Linked DNA regions of Homo sapiens: regions 1 and 2 are each linked to region 3. Evidence: chromatin loops called from intact Hi-C (ENCODE). Cell type or tissue: A673. All regions are shown on one strand. Each heading gives the region's core, and the rest is flanking DNA. Links, peaks and the distances in the headings are about the cores only.

The links. A loop is a pair of places that touch in the nucleus more often than their neighbours do. Peaks named below come from ENCODE experiments on the same cell type or tissue, not always from the same donor. Only the 100,000 strongest peaks of a DNase experiment are listed, where the experiment ranks them.
Region 1: a loop joins it to region 3, with 2.8 times the contacts of the local background. A loop is called at or near these places in 8 of 110 quality-filtered maps.
Region 2: it touches region 3 in a loop (6-fold over the local background); 35 of 110 quality-filtered maps call a loop at or near these places.

The regions. Positions count from the first base shown.
Region 1 is chr14:36,752,128-36,760,138 of GRCh38, forward strand. The region is part of intron 3 of SLC25A21 (solute carrier family 25 member 21); the gene reads right to left. Among named protein-coding and RNA genes, the nearest start is that of PAX9, 94 kb to the left of the region's middle. In A673, for the core only: CTCF peaks have their summits at 3,719 (motif pointing left) and 4,225; DNase peaks (open chromatin) are centred at 3,794 and 4,294; H3K27ac peaks cover 1,432 bases.
Region 2 is chr14:37,146,551-37,154,561 of GRCh38, forward strand. The region is part of intron 1 of SLC25A21 (solute carrier family 25 member 21); the gene reads right to left. Among named protein-coding and RNA genes, the nearest start is that of SLC25A21-AS1, 21 kb to the right of the region's middle. In A673, for the core only: CTCF peaks have their summits at 3,366 (motif pointing left) and 4,134 (motif pointing left); DNase peaks (open chromatin) are centred at 3,351 and 4,131.
Region 3 is chr14:36,645,075-36,653,085 of GRCh38, forward strand. No RefSeq gene overlaps it. Among named protein-coding and RNA genes, the nearest start is that of PAX9, 13 kb to the right of the region's middle. RefSeq lists an enhancer at 2,278-3,107. In A673, for the core only: CTCF peaks have their summits at 2,166 (motif pointing right) and 3,016 (motif pointing right); DNase peaks (open chromatin) are centred at 2,177 and 3,047; H3K4me3 peaks cover 1,867 bases; H3K27ac peaks cover 1,482 bases.

The DNA.
Region 1 (8,011 bases), core at 1,496-6,495, 110 kb after region 3:
ATGCCAGGTCAACATTGCTCATCATGAGGGAAATGCAAATCAAAACCACAATGAGATGCCATTTTACCACTATTAGGACAGTTATTACAAAACAAAAATAAAGAAATCCTAGAAAATAACAAGTGTTGGAAAAGATGTGAAGAAATTGGAACCCTTACGCATTGCTTTTGGGAATGTAAAGTGGTGCAGCTGCCATGGAAAACAGCGTGGAGGATCTTCAAGAAATCAAACATAGATTTACCATATGATCCAGCAATTCTACTTCTGGGTATATACCCACAAGAAGTGAAAGCAGAGACTTGAACAAATATTTGTACACCCATGCTCATAACAGCATTATTCACAATAGCCAAAAGGTGAAAACAACCCAAATATCCATTGATGTCTGAATAAAGAAAATGTGGCATATATAAACAATGGGGATATTATACAGCCTTAAAAGAGGTTCTGACACATGCTATAACATGAGTACACCATGCTACATGGAATAAGCCAGACACAAAAAGACAAGTACTGTATTGACATGGTTTGGCTGTGTCCCCACCCAAATCTCATCTTGAATTGTAGCTCCCATAATCCCCACATGTTGTGGGAGGGGCCTGGTGGGAAGTAACTGAATCATGGGAGCAGTTACCCTCATGCTGTTCTTGTGATAGTGAGGGAGTTCTCAAGAGATCTGATGGTTTTATAAGGGGCTTTCCCCGCCTTTGCTTGCACTTCTCCTTCCTGCCACCATGTGAAGAAGGACGTGTTTGCTTCCCTTTCTACCACGATTGTAAGTTTCCTGAGGCCTCCCAGACATACTGACTATAAGTCAATATATAACCCAGTCTTGGGTATGTCTTTAGCAATGTGAGAACGAACTAATAAATGTATGATGCCATTTCTATGAGGTACCTAGAATAGTCAAACTCACTGAGACAGAAAGTAGAATGGTGGTTGCCAGTGGCCAGGGGAGAGAGGTTTAATGGGTTCAGAGTTTCAGTTTGGGAAGATGAAAAGTTCTGGAGGTGAATGACGGTGATGGTTGCACAACAGTGTGAATTATTGAATGCCACTGAAGTGTATACTTAAAATAGCTAAAATGGCAAATTTTATGTTATGTGTATTATGACATAATAAAAAATAACAGAAAGTGAAAAGATATAAAAACAATAAAACAGGAGAGTAACTGGTTGCTCTCGGAATGGAAGGAAGCTACTAATTCCAATTAGGTTTCCAGGAAAGGACCCACTGAGAAGATACTGGCTGAGCTAGGAAGCCTTGTGTTTAGAAGAGGTATAATCTATCAAAAGGAGAGAGAAAATTTAAAAATGGAGAGTTTGGGGAACATATCACTACATCTTAAGAATCTCAGCCATCACTTTATAAGCTTTAGCTTTCCTTTTCATGTAAAGGGCATAGAGAAGCCATGATTTCAAAGGCAGTTTCTTGGGATGTTCTAAAATTTAATTGAAAAAATATTTCATGTTCTCTAGATTCATTCCTCTCCCTAAAGGGAAGTTAATGCTTAGTAGTTGCATACTGTAAAGACATTGATGATTTAAAACTAAATCATTTGACAAAATCCACCAGAAGCAAAGCCAATATTTATAGAATTTCAGAACCATAGCACTTCTGAACTAGAAAGGGCCCGTCACAGCTCTTTAGTCCTCTCCTCTGAAGCTTGATTTCTCTCTATAGTGTATCCACCAAGTTGTTACCTGGCTTCTGATGAGGCACCTCTAGATGGCAGGATCTCAGAACATTCAGGGTTTCCATACAATCTTGAGATGGCTCTCTCACTGGGGACAGAGAGAGAGAGAGAGAGAGAGAGAGAGAGAGAGAGAGAGAAAGAGAGAGAAAAAGCGAGCAGATCAAAGAGAGATCAAAGTGATCCTGCTTTGATCCCAGATCCATTTTTTGGAAACTTTTACCTGATTCTATTCACCAGGCTAATTTTATGTATCAACTTGACTAGGCTACAGGGTGCCCAGATATTTGGTCAAACGTTATTCTGAGTGTTTCTGTGAGGATGTTTTTGGGTGAGAGTAACATTTAAGTCAGGAGATGGAATAAAGCAGATAGCCCTTCATAATGTGGGTGGGTCTCATCCAATCAGTTGAAGGCCTGAGTAGAACAAAAGGCTGACCTTTCCTGGAGAAAGAGAAACTTCTCCAGCCTGAGCTCAGCCTTTAAACTGGGATATCAGTTCTTCTAGTTCTATAGCAGCTTATAGCCTTCAGACTGCAAACCTACCACTCTTCTACTTCCTTAAGGCTATATATGATAGAAAAAATAAGGTGGGTGGGTGAGGATAAATATCTTCCAAGTACATTAAAGGGGAAAAGGGAAGGGAAATAAGATTCGATGAGAGTTGCTTAACACACAATTTGATTTCATCTTTATTTACAGATGTGGAAACAAAGATTCTTGGAACCTAAGTAGCTTATCTACATAGTTAAGAAGTAATTGATATGGGACGGAAGCCCAGATCTCTCTGATCCTGAAGCCTGTGGTCTGTCCCCTGTGCCATATCACACAGCATACACACTGTGGGCACTTGAAAGAATTTCCAGAATGATATAAATTGATGGCACGAACATACAAAAGACAGTGCCCAAAAGAGAAAAAAAAAGAGATAAAAGTATAATACAAGGAAAAGTTAAATTTAATAGGAAATATGTTATTAATTTATCTACTTGTACTTTGTCTTCCTACAGAATTCAGTAATTTTCATAGTAATGCATTTTCACTGCCAGTAGCAAAATCGGTGGCAAAGGAAGAATAATTGTTTTCAGGAGAGCTAAGGGATGAGAAAAATTGAATTTAGAAAACTCAATACACAGTTAATAATCATCTTTAAAGTCTGAATTATGATGAAAACTGTAAATGCTCAGAAAATAGTAGAGGAAAATAAAAATTTAAAATTAAAATCACACAAACAATCTACAATTCTAAAATAAAGAGGAAAAGAAAATGAAACAAAGAATTCCACTTAGTTTGGACCCTTGAAAAACCATAGTCTAAAACCACACTCCCATTTATATTAAATAATAATGAATGAGGACAAATCTGGTATCCAACAACATTTTAGAAAAGTCTGACTCCAGTTTTTATCCAGCTATAGGGATGGAGGTTCCCTATTCACTGAAGAAGCAACAGTGTGATATCAGGGAAGAATTCAGTTATCACTCACCATGTAAAACCACCACTGTATTCAGAAAGTGGGCATTTTGCACATATAACATTTCCATGAACCATACATGTATGCACACAAGCACTCATGTGTGCACACACATATACACACTCACAGGCAAGGTGATTTTTTTCCTTCATCCCTGTCAGTGCCCTGTGGTGGCGGTCATTGATCTCTATGTGACCCAAACTCCCATGGGGCATGGCAATGCATCTGTGCTATGGCGACAAAGTTCAACAGCTCACACACTTGGATGCTATGGTAATATCAAATTGCTTTAACATTTCTAAACACTCTCAATTTCTGTGCTTATTGTGAACCACACTTTGACCACTCATTTTCTTCTGGAAATTAAAAAAAATCTATATATATCAAATATATGAACACATAGATCGTTTTTATCAACATAAGAGGAATCAAAAACAGATTAGTCCATTACTTGCCTTTTGTACTTAATTGATATCTTTCTTACTGGCCACCAGCTCCACAGCATGTTCCTGGTGAAGGCCTCAGAGCTCCACCCCTCCCTCTGGAGGCCAAGTGGGTCCATGTAACAGGCCTGGCATCTGTACCAGGATGGCAAATGAGAGGCTGGGACTCAGCACATAAAGTGGATTTTCTGCATGGCTGAGCCAAGTGCTTCCAACCATCCAGCCACATGTTTCTCTATATGGTCCTGGCAGCTATGGCTTAGGATAGAGCCAGAATTTGGCTTGATTTCTACACTGAAAAGCTTGATAGAATGCTGGGGTGGTGCCATCCCATAATAAAAGAGGTGGTTCCCTCAGACTGGCACACCATTCTCATTTGCCTTGGGAGTCCCTCCAAAAGGAAAGGGGGCTTAAGTAAAAGTGGGTGTGTCCATGTGATCCCTGCCAGGGCCTGGGTGGAGAAGGGAAGCGGGGGCAGCTGAGGGAAGGTGGATGAAGAAGAAAAGTTCTGAGCGATTGGAAGCTGGTGCCAGTTGGAGCTGGAAGACGATGTTCGGCCGCCTCCTTCTGCACATGTGTGGCCACCAGGGGATTGCCTGGCTATGTACGCGGCTTCACATCTGTCAGCTAAATCAAAGATGCATAATTGAAGATGCAAAGCGAGAAGCATGACGTGGTTCACGAGGCTCCCCAGAGGTTTTGGATCTGTAATCCAGTGAGGAGATTTTAATGAGATTTGAGTCAAGTGTTCTCATCTGTGGGAGAGGGTCTCACTCCAGCTGTGCTCAAGGATGCGGAAAACACTTTTTTGAAAAATTCGGGCGGTCTTTCTTGATTGGTCACTGCCTACCCATTTCCCTTGGCACCCTTGGGCCTTCCTCCCAAAGAAATGCTTCTTTTTGAAGCTTGGGCAATTTCTGAGCATGAGGAAGGCTCAAGAGATGCTATGATTGAGGTGTTAGGACAAATGAGTCAAATAAAACCATTAACCTGGTACAGTTCCTTAGAACCAAATTTAAACATTTCCAAATGTTTCATCATAAAAGCAATACATATTCAAGATAAATATTCAAACAATACATAAGGATGGAAAGTGTGAAATAAAAGTGTAAATGGGACTTTTTGCTCACATTCTGAGAACACTATTTCCCAAACATTCTCTGCTGTAGAAATAATACTTTCTTGATTCCAATTCTCATAGACCAATACTTTTGTAAAATACATTAAAATTACTGAGTTGGGCGTGGTGGCTCATGCCTGTAATCCTGGCACTTTGGAAGGCTGAGGTGGGCAGATCACTTGAGCCCAAGGGTTCAAGACCAGCCTGGGCAATATGGCAAAACCCCATCTTTACAAAAAAAAAAAAAAAAAATGACCCAGGTGTGGTGGCATGTGCCTGTAGTCCCAGTTACTCCAGAGGCTGAGGTGGGAGAATTGTTTGAGCCTGGGAGGCAGAGATTGCAGGGAGCCAATATTGCACCACTGCTCTCCAGCCTGGGTGACAGAGTGAGATCCTGTCTCAAATAAAAATAATAATAATTACTGAAATAATTACAAAAAAGTACCCAAATACATATAAAGTACAAACTCACTAGAAACAATACAAAGTTCAACAGCTCACACACTTGGATGCTATGGTAATATCAAATTGCTTTAACATTTCTAAACACTCTCAATTTCTGTGCTTATTGTGAACCACACTTTGACCACTCATTTTCTTCTGGAAATTAAAAAAAATCTATATATCAAATATATGAACACATAGATCGATTTATCAACATAAGAGGAATCATACTAAACAGATTAGTCCATTACTTGCCTTTTGTACTTAATTGATATCTTTCTTACTGGCCCTTAAAGATCTATCTCATTCCTTTTCATAGCTGTCTTGTATTTCATTGTATGAAGGTGCTACAATTTTTTAAAACTAGTCTCAATACTTATGGACATGCAGGTGGTTTCTACATTCTGCTTATATTGAAAATGTAAAGGCATAACCTCCAGAAATGGACTGGTGTTCATTCTGTTTACCTTTTGATGCCAAAGTCACCACTAGCACTTGCTAGAATTTCTTCCTTGTGAACAAAAGCAAAATGTTTTGCAGCCCAAAGTTTCCTCTCCTTCAAACCAGCTTATTGAGCACTCTGAGTCACACCAGTGCTAAAATGACCAGAACAAGCATTTGTCACCATGCATAGCATAAGGCACACCCTCCTCCAGAGGTGAGGGCTGGGTGCCTACCGCAAGAGGATGGAGATTAATTCTTCAAGGGGAGCCTTTGCGTTTTCCTTTAAGTAGCAGAAAAGTGAATATGCAGCAATGAATGCAGACTGGCTCAGGGGCCCCAGAAAGCTGAAAGCACACCGCAGCCACTCAGCCAATGGTGAACTCTTACCCTGGTGGCTCAGACCTCACCAACAGAGCCTGCATGAAGGGAGGTCAGCCTTGGTGACTAATCTCAGCTTAGTTCCCAATTCCTTTTTTTCAGTGTTTTCCAGAAGAAGTGAACTGGGGCTCTACATGATCTCCTGCATGAGTTTTCATGTTACTGCTAGGGCTTCAAGTGGCTGATTATGGGAGCAGTTAGCTTTGTGTGTGAACCACTTCCAGGCAGGCAGGTCTAGTCAAGATGAACCTGAGTGTTTGGCCACAGAAGACTCCCTCTGGGCCCAGGGCATGACCCAGGAGAGGGGCGTAGTGTTTCTTATGTTTATAATTCAGATGTCTCCAACAACGCAGCCAATTAGTCAGGACTCCGGGCATGTTTGGAGATACTGGAAAGGATTCTGTGTTGAAGGCAAAACTGCTCAAGCAGAAAGATGAGCTTTCTTTTCTATATTGGGTCAGCCAGGTCAAAAAAAAAAAAAAAAAGGAGGTTTTAGGTTTGTACCATAAAATTCATCAACTTGGTTTTAGTTAACCCCAATGGGAGGAAGCAGCAATGATTCCCCTTTGCATTTTCAGTTGAGAAGAGAAATGATCTTAGATACCCCAAAGACTGATAGGGACCTGAAAGCCTCTTGTGTGGGAACTGGATGCATCCTGAGGGAACCGAATTCTTTGGTTCTGATAAAACTTCAAGCAAAAACTCCTGAAGAGAGCAGCCCAGAGCAGAGGCGTCCAGGAGAACAATCAAGTGTGAGTTACATTGAGAAAGGATGCATTTCGGCAAGGGATGATTTAGCTTTGCTTCTGGAACGTGCATTATCCATGTCAAAGGAGGCTGCAGAGGGGTTTGAGCAACAACCCAGAGACACATGGGCATTTTCGTTATTCAGCTCATGTTCATTCTGAGCTCTGAGATGAAACCCTGAGTCCCAGGTATTGCCCACACTGGGAGAGAACTCAGGCTCAGCATTTCATCAGTGACCTGCCAGCCCCTAATGCACAACTCTTGTAGGATTTTTTTTTAAAACCCTGCAAAGAGCCCTTTGAGTGCAAACCTGCCCCAGCAGGCCTGCCTTCACATCTCCTTCAGAAATGTTTTCTTTTCCTTCTGAATATGCTCATTTGAGTGGGCACCCTTTCTGCTCTCAGCGTCTTTTGTGTGAAAGTAAGGTTGCCATCTAAATCTAGGAAAAGCAATCTTGAAATGTGTATCTAGTTTCCTTCTGAAAAAAACAGGAGACCTTTTTTTCTGTACATATCATCTCCGTTTTGTCGTTCTTATGAGGGACATTTTGTTGTGCTGACATAGAAATGCTTATTCTTTTCTTCAAATTCCTGATTTTACAAACTATCCAGCAGACAAGCTCTAAATGTTTTGTGGTTCTGAGACAACCCTTGGTTACAAGTGAGCTCTCCTTGGCCGAGATGATCTCATTTATGTCTTACAGAGGAGAAAACCAAGTCCCCAAAGGGGAAAGGCCAGGATCACAGAATAATTGAGTCAATACCAGTAGAAAAGGATCACCTGTTTCCTCCTCACACGGTAAAGCTCTCATCTCCAGTGGATAGTGACTCAAGCAGTTATAGCTCACGCCTGTAATCCCAGCATGTTGGGAGGCCAGATCACGAGGTCAGGAGATTGAGATCATCCTGGCCAACATGGTGAAACCCCGTCTCTATTAAAAATACAAAAATTAGCTGGGTGTGGTGGCGCATGCCTGTAATCCCAGCGACTCAGGAGGCTGAGGCAGGAGAATCGTTTGAACCCAGGAGGCGGAGATTGCAGTGAGCCGAGATCACGTCACTGCACTCCAGCCTGGTGACAGAGCAAGACTCCATCTAAAAAAAAAATAGAAAGAAATTGCTAAGTCCATCCTTGGGCACATTTTTCCTTATGTCATCTTCATAAATGAATCAGTGTACATCTTTCCCATGCATGCTTTCTCTCTGGTTAAGTGAGGGAAGAAGCTGGCTGTTCACTGGCAGTCGCTGAGGACTTCGCTCCTGGGATGTG
Region 2 (8,011 bases), core at 1,773-6,772, 500 kb after region 3:
CCAAGAGTTTTACCTTCATGAAGCTAATAGTCTACTGATAAAGATAAGAAGAGCATGTTTTAATATATAATAAATGATGTCATTATTTTACATCATTTATTCAACAATTAGTATTATGCATTCATTCTTACATTTAACTAAACATGTCAATGTTACTTACAGATCAATAAAATTTAAAAACTAGGGTATTTTATTTTAATTTAATATGTAGCTATTTTCTCAGCTATGCAATGCTGATAAAATATATATGAAAAGTGTGACATGTCTCATGTTTATTCAAATGTAAGAATACATAGATTCATATACGCCGCACAAAACATAAAAAATGCAGGTATTTTCCAATCTAGAAATAGTTAATTTGCTAACAACTTGTACATACTAATGATCACTACAGCTCCCATTTTCTCCAACCTTAATGCCTCCTAATTCCCAACTCTGGTTTGCACTTGCCCTTTGGTTCTTCTCTGCTGTCGGACTGTTCACCAACCATCCATTTATTCATTGCACAAGGACGTACTAGGAACCACTGGAGTGAGACCCTCTAGAACTCCTTCACCCTTGTCTCTTAGGACTAGGGCCTCTTGGAAGTTGAAAGAGACCCAAGACTCTTCTACTAATTGGGAACTCTCAAAATACTATTATAAAAAATAAAGAAATGCCAGTTAACAGCGTTATTAAAATTTACTTTAAGGACTTACATTTCACATAGTAATTCTTTTAACAGACACAATTGCAATGACAAAGGCAATGACTTTATATCTGCCCATATTTGAAAGAAATGTCAAAAATTCAAATTTATAAAGCCCTCTGTGAAATATGAGGCCCTATTCAAATGGCCCTCCTGGTCTTGTCTGTCACCCTTTCCTTCTTGGCTGCTGGCACCTTCCTATCTCATTGTCAACGAGAAGCCACCACACTATCTCCACATCTGAGTATCTCTATCCCATTCTCCACCAGTTAGAGCTCTTAAAACCTCCAGGGAAGCTAGCCTCAGAAGGACAGAGGACCCTATATTTGGGCTTAGGAATCCTAAATGCCCTAGGGCTTAGAGCTGCCATTACTGGTATTTCACACTTATTTCAGGTTTTTTTTTTTTTTTAAAAAAAAGGAAGAAAATTTTTGTGGCTTGCCCATGAATTGCATAACATTGTTCTAGGGGGAAATGCATTCTGACCTCAAACTCACCTAAAACTACAGATTTTTGAAACATGACATATATGTTTAGGGCATTACATGAGACCACACTTTTTCTCACACATGGTAACTATATTTCCTTTTTCTTTTTTTTCTTTTCTTTTTTTTTTTTTTGAGACAGAGTCTCAACTCTGTAGCCCAGGCTGGAGTGCAGTGATGTGATCTCAGTTCACTGCAACCTCCGCCTCCCGGGTACAATTCTCCTGCCTCAGCCTCCCGAGTAGCAGGGATTGCAGGCACTCACCACCACACCTGGCTGATTTTTGTATTTTTAGTAGAGACGGGGTTTCTCCATGTTGGTCAGGCTGGTCTCGAACTCCTGACCTCAAGTGATCGGTCTACCTGGGCCTCCCAAAGTGCTGGGATTACAGGCATGAGCCACCACCCCCAGCCCTTATTTTCCTTATGTATTTTGCTTATATGTTTTTCCTACATATGGTAACTGTGAGTCTTTTTTCATTCAACTTGCCCGCAAATGTGATTTTATATATACTGTCATATATTTCTAACTTATATAAATAATGCAAAGTAAAAGATGTCCTTGAGTTTATAAGGTAAAAAATATTTTTGTGTGTAGCTACACATTGTATATTTTATATTGATTGTATGTCAGATTTCTATTATAGAAAGCAAATCATACTATTTAGCATGAGATCATCTTCATTTAGATACACCATAGGTCAAAACACAGATGTTTTGTCTTCATTGTTGCTCTGAGAAACTATGATTCCTACAAGAAACATTCCCTCCACCATCAGTAAAATAAGATGCTATGAAAGAGGTCAAAGTATTTGACGTCTAAATCAGAAGGTATTTTCTTTACTTCTGCCATATTTCTATATGGTTACATGGGGATATATAAGCAAAACAGGTCTCAATGAAATTGAATTGCTTTGTGGCAAATGCATTGAATAAATATACATTTATTGAGCAGCTACTATATTCAAAGCACTGTGGTAGGCCTGGAGATACAAAATAAACATGACTTGGTCTCTTCCTTAGAGGGGCTCACTCTTCATAAGACTTAAAAAACAAGAAATAGATCCAATGCACTCTTTTAAACTAATAACAAAAAATCAAGGAAAAGTAAAATAGATGCTTGTGAAAAGCCTCTTTGCAGAGTGAAATGGAATACTACATATTATGTAAGCATACCAATGAAAACATTATCAGTATATATAATGCTGGATGACGGCTATTTAAATATCCAAATTGAATGAACAAATGATGGCTCACAATAGCCTCAACCTCCAGGGCTCAAGCAATTCTCCCCACTTTGGCCTCCCTAAATGCTGGAATTACAGGCGTGAGCTATCTGTGCCTGCCTAGATGATCCATTTTTTGACTATGGAAGATATGAAGCCAACAAGAATCACATAGACATCATTATCACCACTGTTTTTTTTTAACTTAGATGCCAGTGCCTCTACTTTTCTCTTTTTCTTCCCTTCCTTGCTTCTTGTTGAACTTCTAATCTCCAGCTATGAGCTCAAAATACAAGGTATACACCAATGCAGATGTCCATGAACACATGAAAGAAACAGAAAATCTACTGTCACTTTCTTGATGCTTTATGAGGCAAACCTAATGAAACTATATTGCTCTGTAAAACAAAGTTGCTTACCATTTTCATATCATATTCCTATTTCAACTTTACAGAATATAAATTAAATGTTTTCTTAGGGCAACTAAAAACTGCTCCATCAAAAAAAAAATCCGCTAGGGCCGGCCACGGTGGCTCACACCTGCAATCCCAGCACTTTGGGAAGCTGAAACCCCATCTCTACTAAAAATACAAAAATTAGCTGGGCATGGTGGTGGGCGCCTGTAGTCCCAGCTACTCAGGAAGCTGAGGCAGCAGAATCGCTTAAACCGGGAGGCAGAGGTTGCAGTGAGCTGAGACAGCACTACTGAACTCCAGCCTGGGCACAGACTCAGGCTGACTCACAGAGCAAGACTCAAAAAATAAATAAATAATCACTAAATAGTCTTTAATATTTCTTATATTTAGTACAGTACCTTCAATATTCATCCTCCTTAGAACTATCTTGAAATCCCTTAGCTGTATACATTTCTCATTAAGAGAGAAAAAATAATTTAATTTAGTAATTATTTAAAAATTTTTTAAAGACATGGGAAAGTTATACTGCCATCTTGTGGTTAAAGTTTGATTACAGAAGCAAGCACTTCTGGCATTTCCCATTCATAAACCAAATCCACAACATAATATGTATCATACTTAAAACTTTTTCCTTACAGAAGGAGTAGGGTTGAAGGAAAAAAATCCTGTTTAGAACTTACATTCAAGAAAAATTATTATTCATACATATACCCAATTTCTTATGTTAAAGGCCACTGAATTAAAACAAGAAATGGCATTTGAGTCCCAGATACATAAATAAAACCTACGTGTTTGGCACTGTAGCTCCTGTTTAGAGATGTTTATAATTTATTATGACTATAATACATACCCTAGCCCTAATAACTTTGAAAAACAAAATTATGGAATCTAGGAGTTTCAGGTAATCTCTAAGATCTACAAGAAATTATGACATTTATCCTAAGCTTATCAATGATTTCTATTTTATCCAGGACTCTAATTCAAATTTTACGGCAAGAACCAACATAAAGAAAATAAATATTATACAAATAAAAACAGTTTCTTCCATCCCTCTTTCTTACTCATATACATAAACCCATTTTTCCATACATACACAGGTATGAATCACAATTAAAAGAAAAATTAATTCCCAAAGTACAGTCTGTATTTTTCAAGTGTAGAATTCTCTATGATCTATGCAAGGCAAAGATGCTTTGCAATAGTGGAATGTAATCAGAAGTTAACACACTTCTAGATCTAACTATATCTGCAGAAAGCTTTTCCTTTTAAAAAGAAAATAAAAAGCAAATCACCAAAATTATAGGAAGACAGCGCCATCTATAGGTCTGCACAAGTACAGAATAGTAATCTTAGTTTCAGATATAAATGTCCACTGTGATAAACTAGCCAATCAAATGTGCTGTCCTAGGCGGACGCTCCAAAATAATGCTGCTCATTCTCAGATCTCTGGAGAGGATCTTGCAATTTACTCCAAAGTGCTTTAACCTGCCTCTACAATCATGCCCCAAAATGATAGTGATAATAACAGCAATAGAAGCCTCAAGCAATCAGAACAAAAACTAATGTTTTTCACAATTGTATTATTCTGATTTGGCATACTTGATGGTCGATAAATATTGGTAACTTTTCAAGAAATATTAGCACATTGGTAGGTTCTCTCTCTCTCTCTCTCTTTCTCTTCATTCTGCAAAATTACTTTGGGCCATGATTCTATTTTAGGTGTCATCCAATTCTATCGAGTTCTATTGAATTTCATTCTTCTTTCTCCAAAGAGGAGGCTATACGTTCTCCCTACAGTAGTCTATTCTAGTTTTTACAGACATTAAATTACATGCGACTTAAGATTCCCTCCTTTTTCAGACAGGCCCCTCCTGTCCACTCTTGGGTTGCTCTCACTCTACTGAGTCACACCAGTATCTTATTAGTTGTGTGCGAATTCAGTTAACAATACGTGAGGGTGGAGGCTTGGCCCACTTCCTGACCAATTGCCTGTAGCATCTGGCAGAAAAAAAGATGCCGCATTAATGCCAACAGAGGCACTGCTGGTTAATATGGAGAATTTCATACTTAAGCTATGGCTGGCATTTAAAAATCTGCAAAAACAAGAAATGGACTTTTGTACAAGGGCAGACCCTGTTTGTTCATTAACACTCAAGTTCAAGAAAAAGCTGTGGTATTTAACATAACCAGAGAGAAAAAGAAGACTTATGGGGGCAATACTTGAAGGGGCTGCTTACCTGATTTCTCATTCTGCACACTAAGAGGCAGGGTGGAGTAATGGATGAGAGCTCAAGCTTTGAAAGCAAAGAGCAGAGTTTGAGTCTGTGTCTGTCATCAGCCTTGAACAAGATATTTAATTTCTCTGAGCTTCACTTTCCTCATCTTCAAGAAATTACAAATTGGCTCATGCCTGGAATCCAGCACTTTGGGAGGCCAAGGCGGGCAGATCACTTGAGGTCAGGAGTTCAAGACGAGCCTGGCCAACATAGTGAAACCCTGTCTCTACTAAAAATACAAATATTAGCTGGGCAGGGTGGCATGTGCCTGTAATCCCAGCTACTTTGGAGGCTGAGGCAAGAGAGACGCTTGAACCCAGGAGAAGGGGTTTGCAGTGAGCCGAGGTCACTTCACTGCACTCCAGTGTGGGCGACAGAGAGAAACCCCATCTCAAAAATAATAATAATAATAGAGATTATTTAAGCAAAGTAAGATGCTTTGCACATAGTAAGCATTCAGTAAATGTTAGCACTCAAAAGATAAGATTTATCTTACTTTTTAAAATCTTATCATACTTATTGACTATGATAGTTAGGAAGGATCTACCCAACCCAAACAAATATCCCAGGAAGTTCATTGTGACTTCTAAAGATGACAAAAAGAATGAATGAAAAGACTGAACTCAAAATAGAAATGAGAAAATGATAATTTGTTTGAAGGTCTGATATTAGTTTCAAAATATATCTCTGAAACATCTTTGAAAACCATTAGCGTCCACTGACTCTCAATTTCATTTTATTTCAATTTTTTTTTTTTTTTGACAGAGTCTCGCTCTCTCACCCAGACTGAAGTGCAGTGGCACAATCTCAGCTCACTGCAACCTCTGCTCCGGGTTCAAGCAATTCTCCTGCTTCAGCCTCCTGACTAGCTGGGACTACAGGCGCCTGCCACCATGCCCAGTTAATTTCATTTTATTTCTGCTATATACCTTAAAAATGTGAGCCTGCAGAGCGCAGAGAAGTCAGAAACACAGTTCTGGAAGTCACCTGCAAACAGACAACACTGAAGCCAAAGAGTGGATGGGTTTGTTTGGGGAGTTAGAATGTGTAAAACACAAGAAGAAAAAAACTAAATAAAATGAATTTAAAATAAATTTTTAAAAGACTGTGTAAAGCAAAAAACTTACAAACATGTAGAATATCAATTTTTGAGGAAAGGGAAAGTGGAGACAATAGAAGACTAATCAAATAGGGGAGAAAGGTTCAAGATGGTTGAGTAGGATTTTCTGGCTCTACTTAGAAGAACTGGAATAGTATATAGACAGTCACACTTCAAATACGTTATCCAAGACAGAATGCTGATGCTCAACACAGAAGAGACAGGAAACACCAAAAGTGGGGAAGGAGGAAAAGAGGCAGCATCCCTGGTCAGGACTGGCTAAGAGCTGGGAGTGACTTCCTAACATGAGGAAAGGGTGAGTGACAGACTTCCAGCAGCCCACATCCCCACCATCAGATCATGCAATCCTAGCCACAGGAGAGCCCCTTGACCATCCCAAGCCCTGAAACTAACACAGGAAGTTGATGGGAGACGAAGGGACAGGGCTGCTCCAGGGAGGGAGCTCCCACACCATTTATAAGACCTAAGAAGCTACAGGAAGGTGCCATTTTCAAAGCTAGCCTCTCATAAACTGCACACTGTCCTTCAGGCCAGCAGCACCAAGACTGAGACATTACAAAAGCTCAAGTTATCACTGCTGGAATGAGGAGTAAGATGGGAGCATTCCCACAGCCAGGGATAAGAAGCAAGCAAGACATGAGCTGCAGCAGCCAGTGCCAGGAAGCGGGTGCTGTCAGGACAGAGACTGGCATGTAAGTGAGCAGAATGAGTTGCTGGTGGGACTTGGTTGCGAGTTGGGTGGGTGCTCCTACAGCTGGGGTGGGGGAACAAGCTAAGCATCAGCTACCACTGCCAGGGTAGGGGGTGAACCCCCAGGACTGGGGCTAGAAAGAAACGTGCATTCCCTACCCACTGGCCCAGGCTGTTGCCACAAAGACAGCAGCTCCCTCTCCAGTGGTGGGGCCTCAGCATGGCTGCTACTGTCTCTAACACAAGCACTTAGCCTGAGGCCTAAGGATCATCCTGGCCACCACAGCTGGTGCCTGCTCTCACCACAAGCCCCACGAGCCTAGCTTCGCTCCTTCACTTCTCCCACCTTAACAGAGCACATAGCCCAGGGTCTCGACTGCTATCTCCTCAGCTGACCTATCTGCAAGCCCCACCTGCAGGACTGGAGACTTCCCCACCCAGCACATCACATCTACTGTCAACATGAACACACACCACTCAGGACCCAGAGAATCATCCCACTACAGCTTCTGCCATCATCCATGCTATACTGGCTGCCAGGTGATTGAAAACACACTCTATGACCCAGTTTACTGCTGCCATTATCAACATCTGAGCAAGCCACCTAGAGGCCCAAAAATCAGACCTCTAGTAACCACAAGTACAGGTGGCAGCATACGTCACCCTGGGGCACAAAGATAGGGATACTCAACCCACCACTGTCATCACTGGTGCCTGGAAACTGGCCCACCTGGCATCTTAGTCCCCAAGCAGAACATCACCACAGACTCCACTAATAATTGCACCCCAACCCACACAGATATCACTAATCCTGTTTAGAGCCAAAGAAATCATACAAAGACTACACTGCTGCATGCCCTCAGAATTAAAAGCCAAAGTGCCCTACCTAACAAACACTAAAGCTAGGTCTTCTGGAAGAAGTCCTCTCCTACAAAAGTAAGTTCAAAAATAGGAAGACGTGATTGTTACACCAGATGTGCAGATATAAACATAAAGACACAGGAAACATAAAAAAAAATCAATGAAATATGACTCTCCAAAGGAACACAACAATTCTCCAGTAACAGTTCTTAATCAAAAAGACATTTTCAAAATCCCAGTATAATGCAA
Region 3 (8,011 bases), core at 994-5,993:
CTTTATTTCTCTGTGTCTCCAATTCCCCATATGCAGACAGTGAAAGTTTATCAAGATTAATAAATGAAATAATATATGTAAACATGCTTTGCAAAACTGCAACATGTGCAAAAGTAAGATATAAGCATCCCCTCATTCTAGCAGCCTTATCAAAAAAGAAAATTATGTTTATTGGCCTGGCAAGAGCTGTGATTTGTGGCTTTCATTTAAGGGCAGGAAGCAAGCCCTCTGAAAAGAGTGACAGGGAAAGGTTAAAGGGATAAAGCCTGGAGCCAAATCCACCACAACCCCCTCCCCAGGCTCTACCGCACTTCCCACTCCTCTCCTCCGGCCCCCCACCCCATATGAAAGTTGATGCCTGTTATCCAGGACCTTTCCTTTTGGCTGGCCTTTGGGGTTTTCCAAATTCTGTGTTGAAGGGTCCAGAGAGGGTCTCCTGCCAATCCTTGTTTGAGTGGGCCTGTTGAACATCTTCAGCAGGACATCAAAGGGTACACAGTGTGAATGGGGAATTGTCTTTAGGAAAGAAGGAAGCAGAGAGATGGACAGACAGGTGGCCCTGCCCTACTGACTGGGTAGCAGCACGTGCAGGGTTTGCTGTGTTACAACAGGGTATGATTGTGAAGTACCAGCTGCCTGCCACTATTTATGGACATCTCTTTTTCTGGCTGGGTATTTTTGCCTTTTGATGATACTATTGTCCTCCTGAAGCTACAAGGAAGGAAGGAAGCTACAAGAAGGAAGGAAGACCATACCACATCAGGTGAAACATCCAAACAAGAGAAGGGTCCTCAGCCACCTGGGTTCAGGAATCTGGAAGCTAGGTTTCAGCTCGGCTGGAAAATCCACTTCCCTTGTGGCCTCCTTCTCCTAGACTTCTAAAGAGGATTTGTATTTCCGTGTCCTCAAGCATGGAAAAGAAAATCTGCCTTTGCCAGCAAGAAACAGCCAGCCCTACAGAGAACCTGAGCTAAGAGGAGTATCCTGTCAGCCAGATGTTTCATCTTGTCTGTGAGGGCATGTCTTTCTCCTTTGTCATTGTACCCCAGCACCTCACACAGTGCCTGACACATACCAAATTCTCAATAAATATGTGTTAAATATATGAGCGTGCTATTCTAGACTAACGAAAATGGGTACTTATGGCTCCTTGGGCAAAGCTTTAAAAGGGCAGCTATGCCTCCTCAGTTCAGCATTAAAGTGGCTGCATAATTACAGCAAGAAGAAACCCAGAGTTGTTCTGCAGAGCTAACTGGACAGGAGGATCCATCTCCTGCGTTCCACACTGAGATTCTCCCTTCACAGCCTTAGCTGATCTTAATAAGATGGGCTTATAGCAGCTTACAGGAGTGCAGAGGCAGAAATTAGCTAGCACTCTGCTATTTTTCTATTCAGTGCTCAATGACAGAGAAGCCCAAGTTCTCAAACTGAGTCAAAGATGAAGCCATAGAAAAGAACTCCTGAACGAGGTTCCCCTCAACAGTCTTGACTGTTATTACCATCAGAAACCTAACTCAGAAAACTGTGCTTTCTATATTTCTGAGAAGTTTTGTTCCCTCTGTCTGATCTAATTTCTTTTTTAAATGTTACTCTGAAAAAAGAACGTCTAACCTCTTTGGCATATACAAGAGGAAAGGGTCTCCCCTTTCCAGTGGTGGTGTAGAGAGCGGCTGGGTTCGTCCCTGAGGCCGGAGTGGAGATGACCGCAGCCAGGGTGGCCCTGCTCAAGTTGGGTCAGCAGAGCAAGGTTCCTTCCAGAGGGCTTGCCCCCGGGACAACTTGGAGCCTGCTTCTGGGGAGCCACACACGTCCTCTCCCACTTCTTGCTGGAGACTTGGGGACGTGAAGGGGGGGTTCTGTGATCCCGGAAAAAAAGTAACTTCTCTTGGTAGGTGATACTAGGCAGTTGCGTCCCGGGGAGTCCCCGCCTTTCTGCGCTTCCCCTGACGGGGGCACAGGGGCCGGCGTGCGTGTGTGGGTACGTAGCTCATCCCGGGGAGCTGGGATCCTCTTTTCCGCACTTGGGGAAGACGAATGCCGACCATTGGCTCAGACACCATACCACACAGGCATTTCTGGAGGCATTTCGCGGCGTTATTATGGGAAGTTGCGCGGACCGGGGCCTTCGCGCTACAGCCGAGGAGTCTCAGCGCCTGCCAGGCGGGAGCCGCACTTCCGGCGAGGTGTCTTCGGGAGGGGGCGCCACAGCCCGTGGCAGTGCCGGCCTCCCGCCTTAACCAGCCCGACTCCCGCCGCGCCAGCACCGTGGGGAGCGAGTGGGTCCCGCCCGGCCGCGGCCTGGACCTGGCAGCCGGGCTTCGTGGGCGCTCTGAGCCGTGGCCCGTGGCGCGGGGTGATCCTTGTGCCTGGCGCCGGCCTCAGAACCCCGTTTACGGCTTTCCGCGCATACGGAGGTTGCTGGGGACCCCGACACCTGCGCGCCCTCGACTGGGGCCCGCTCCAGCAGTGAAGACCCAGGCCCTTCCCTGGGCCGTGGCTGCTCTTGGTGCCTCATGGGAGCGCCCGGGGTAGGGACTCGGCTAGTGACCTGTAGGACATGAGGGGCGAGCTGGGAGCCGATTCGCCCACGGCGTCTCCTTCGCCATGGAGGCCCCCCACCCATTCCACTCCGGGGTTGCGGCCACGCACCATAAGAGCACCTTCAGGTCTGAGCTCTTTAGGGGTGGGAGTAGGCAGTTCGTGAGTCCGGGAAGGCCTGCGGGGTTTCCCGCCTGCTGCGGACTTAGCGTGGGGCCGACCGGGGCTGGCGAGGGCTGGCGAGGACTGGCGGGGACCCGCGGGGCTGAGCCAGCTCTCGCGAAGCCCTCAAGTGAGGAACGGCGCTTGTGGCTGCGCGCTCTCCGCAGCCAAGTTGCAGGGTCCAGCAGGGGCTCAGGTCCTGTTCCCTCCGCAGATCCCGGATCTAGGGCTCTAGTGGTCTCGGCCGGAGGGAAGGTGACGCGCAGTGGGCGCAGACGCAGAGTGCGGGGCGCCGAACGTGGGAAGGAGCGGGTTCAGCGCGCTGGTGAGAGTTTCAGGAAATCCGGGAGAGGGCGGTATTTACCAGTCCCTTCCCCGAGAGCAACCAGGCAAATCGGGGAAGGTTAGAGGTGGGGGACCTGCCTGAGCCGGGACAAAAAACTTTGGAGCTAGGGCCTTCTAACCCTGGAGACTTGCCGACTCCGGGGCGGGCTCTCGCACTCAAGTCCCGAGATGGGATGATTTTCCAACTTTCGTCCAGCCTCTCCTTCCGCTCCCGCCGCTCTGCTAGCACTCCCGCACTCTCTCCCTGGGTCACAACCCTCGCCTGCGGAATACCTGTCTGAAGGGCGCGTCAGTAGAAGCTTCGTTTCATACTACCTTTCTTACTGTTCTCTTCATCTAAATCGCAGGACATTATTCTCGGCTTCATTTCCACATAGCATTCGGCAGTGGACAAGGAGTAGGCGGACCCGAACCTGAACCTGACAGCTGATGCCGTGAAGTGGACACTTGAAGTTCTTGGTTTGGCTTTAGGGAGCGTTTAGGGAATGTGTTAGGCAGCAATCGGGCAAGCATGAGCTGTAGCCCAACCCTTCCCTCCGTGGGAAAATTCAAGTTAGGACGCAATGCGAGGCCTCTTAAATCTTTAAGATCCTCGGGTCAGCTCAAAGAGTCTTTAGCAATTCGTTGTTTTGTCTTGAGACCATTATCGGTCCCTAAGCACCTAATTATTTAATGGCAGCCCTCTGGGTATATCGGGTAGACTGATAGGTCTTATCTAACATTCAAACACAAGTTTCTGGAGGAAACTCTCATCTGACTTCCTCCTTTCCCACCCGCCGCCCACTGTCATTTATTTTATTAAATGGAACCCATTTAAAATCCAAATTTATAATTATTAAAAAGCAGTCTTATTACATATTCTTGAAGATTTGGTTGTGTACGATCATTTAATCATGTAGTTTAATTTCTGTGTTGTTCCCACATTGCCAACTTGATGGAGGAGAGCAGACCCGAGGACTTTTCAACCTCCAATAAAAAAGAAGAGGACTTTATGGCTGGGGTGAAAAGGGGCTGGTGAGCTACGACAATGGGGCAGCATAGCTTTACTATGTGCAAAAGCATTCAGACACATGGCGACCCTTTTGCAATAAAACTTTATTGATGATCGTTTGAAAGTTATGGCAACTCCAAGGTTATAAAACTTGTCATAAAATACCAAGCAGTCATTAGTTTACCTGACCTCATTTCAATATAAACTTCCACAAAACATTTTATTTTGTTCCTTCTTATAAGTGGAGAAAAGAAGTTGAAGAGGTTAAATACAGCGGCCCATTATTGAGGATCCAAAATCTGCAATTTGACACTCTGACCTTCATCCCTGCAAATAAAGCAGTAAAATTTACATTTTATTCTTTAATGTTCCGTTATTGCAGAAAAGTTAATAGTGTGTAAATGTTATTGTAGAAAAGATAATAACAGCTATGTTTTAGTTCCAACTGCCCATTTTTAGCACATAACCTGTGTTTAATTTTGGATGGAGACTTTTTCCTCTTTGGAAGATTTGTAAGATATATTTAACAATTATTAAAGAATATTTGCTCCCCGAGCTATGCAATAGAAGTCTAAGAAGCAAATGGCCACATGTTGTCATGTGACCTGAAGAGTTGTTCAAAATATTCAATTAGTATTTACAGCTATTGAGAGGTTAGATGACTAATCACTACCTCTTGCCACCCTCAGTCATGAGCTTAAAGAAAGGCAGCTGCCCTGAGATTGGCACGTACAACTATACTACAGAAAATAACCCAAACTGATGTTCCAAGAAAGCTCCAGGAGATAAACTGGAGTTTGTCAAAATCATCATTTCTGGTCCAACTGTATGAGTGGACTTAAACCATGGATCAGAGAACAGCCACAGAACACTGATAACTTTGAGTGGCTTCTCATCGCTCCAAACTCCACTTTGGATTGGCTGAAGCTCGTGTTTCCTTAATGCTGTGTAGCTAAGGCCAATCTACCTGCTTTTGGGGATTTGTGAGCAAGTACAGATGGCAAAGGTTGACTTTGTGTTAGCTGCATGGTGATTTCTCCAAAACATGTAAAAGTCTGGATATACTTTTTCACGGATTGTTTAAAATATAAGCTCCAAGATTGATCCAGGCATATATGCATTTATGATGGGTTTAGGAATCTAGATGAAGAAAGCTAACTCTTTAGGACCTCGCTGGAACTCTTCTTGGTAATGTTATGCTTAGTTTCCTGGTGTGCTTTCAAGTATTTCATGGAATTTTAATGAGAAAACAACATTTTAAAAACCAAAATCTTATGTAAAATGCTGCTTTCTTCTAGGGAGTGTATGGGTGCAGAGTGTGTGTGTGTGAGGGGGGTGAGAGAGAGAGAAGAAAGAGAGAGAAAGAAAAAGAAAGAGAGAAAGAAAAAGAAAGAAAGAAAGAAAAAGAAAGAGAGAAAGAATCTCAGAGAAAGGAATAGGGATGAAGCTAAGGGAAGAGAGAAGTATTGGATAAAGTACTATAAAAAGCAAACTCTCCTAGTGTCCATAACTTTCTCTAGTTGGCTGGTACAGTTTGCAGTAATTTTCATTACCGTTTCTTAATGCCAGGTTCTCAGACACAAGTGATAATATGCATCAAAATAAAGACTTTGTGTTTCCCCAAGTCAGTACTGACTTCCAGGGAGGACAGGGAAGAAAGGGCCTATGGACCTACAATGCAGCCCATAGGCTGAACACATATCTTTAGCAGACTTAAGAAGCAAATAAGGGGTCTAAATTCAGTCCTTTGAGCTTGACATGTTTCTGAAAATCTCATACTGTGGGTTATCTTCAGAGATAAGTTGACAAATTTTTCTTATAAATGAATTGATTAAATGTATTGTGACACACATATATATGCAAACTTGTTGGCAATATTTGTTGTAGCAAAAATAGCAGTGAATTTAATTTACAATGTTTATATCCCTCTGCTATTAATCCCAGCATTCATTTGGGTTTCCCTAGATGCCTGGAGTGGTGGGAGTGGAGTAAGGTAAGGGAGAAAAAATGTCTTCTCTTTAATCTTTGACAAAAACAATTCCCTCTCCCCTTTTCATCTTCCTTCTCAAAATACTGTTCTTCACCCAAGAACCAGCTATTCAGACTCTCTATCTTGATTTTCACTGTTGTCACAGTAATATATAATGATCCCCATTCTGCTCTACCTAAGTATTATATTTACCAGAAAGTTGTGGTTATCAAAGAAGCATCCATTTGGATTCACCTTTCTGAACTACCCCTCTTATACTATATTCTGGGGAAGGCATGGAAATGACCTGAGTTGATTTCTAAAGTGTTTTTCATGTCAAAAAATCATAAGGGACAGTACATCATGCACACACTTCCTTTTCTTATATTCTGTTTTGTTCAAAGACATTAGAAAATGTTCACGAGACACCATGTCCTCCTTCAAATACTTTCCTGAGTTATCTGGTTAATTGAGGCTTAGCTGTATAATGAGAAGCATGTCTTCAGGAGGGCTTTAAAATATATGTTTGGGATTTTTTTTGGACAGCTGGGTGATAGAGTTGTGAAATCCCAAATTATGCCTTGAGTTCTGGTGACACGTCCAGGCTGCCTAGCTTTGCCTTCATCATTTTTATTGACACAAAAAATGTTCCTATAGAGGAAAAAAAGTGCAGCTTTTATGTAGTGATATCCAAGTGTATGTTATTCATTCCTTTTACAAAACTCAATGTATATTTTGCCCTAAGGGTATATATTTCTCCATGAGACTAATTGCTCTAATAGAAATAATGATGTCTCCTATGTACCTAATACCTTTATCCCCCAAAACCCTCATGTGCCTTAGCAGTTACATGATGAAACACACAGATCATGTGCATGTTGTGGCCAGAAGCCATGGCTCAACTTACACACAACTCTACCAGGTTAACCCTCTGTTTTCTGTGTGTGTGTGTATATGTGTGTGTATATATATATACGCTTTGATGTAAGAGAAACAGAAAGTCTTAAGTAATTTTGTTTCACAGCCAAAATATTATAGATAAGTCTGGTTGTAAAAGAAAACTCATACTTTTAGCTACTTTAAAATTGAAAGAAGAGGTAGGGAAGACTTTTTCTGGAAGTTATAATCCTTATATGAGCTATGTCTGAATTTTCAGAATACAATTTAAATAACACATCTTTCTACTGACTGTATTTTTTCCTCTTGGGAAAACTGGATGGATAAATGTTAAATTCTAAAATAAAAATTGGGGAAGGGTTGAAGAAAATATACCTACTTACATCAATTACCATTGAAGAACTTCATTTTGTATCAGAGTTGGAGAAATGTATAGCACTGATCTAGAATGCTACAGCTGGATTTAGAGAGTTTTAGGTACCTGGAAAATCTTCGAGGTATTTACGGTGTCTCTCTCTTGTTTTGAATTGCTTTTGGTTACCTATAAGTTAATTTGCTTTCTTTAAGTTTTAAATCCATTTGCCAATGCATGCAGTATAGTACTTTCATCTAGCAAGAAAGTGCTAAAATCTACTGGCATGAAACATTCAAACTGCAAATGGAAAATCTGCCCAGTCAGGTGGTGCTCCAGCATTTCCCCTTTAAAACACAGCAGCAGCAGTGCCTGGTTGCTGGAACTGGTTGTTGGCTTTGCTGGGGAGGCTTGTAAATGTACCATGCATTATACAGCCTGGGAAGCAGGGTGATTTGGACAGACTAAAAGAATTTTGACTTTTCTATGTTCTGACTTTCAGGGATTTAATTTTTAGCCTTAAACTGGCATTATGAAGGTTTTTTACATGGAGTAATGGGATCATTATTTCTTTTCCTAGTGAAAGGGGTGTCTCCAAGAATGGAAACATGTGGCAGGGCAGAACTCAATCCCAGAGGAATTGAATATGAATCACTCAGGCAATAAAAACTGCTAAGGGAATCTGTGTTGTCAGCTTGCCAGAACATCAGATTCACACCTCTGGTCCTGCAGGAAGGTGATATGGGGCTTTTCAAAG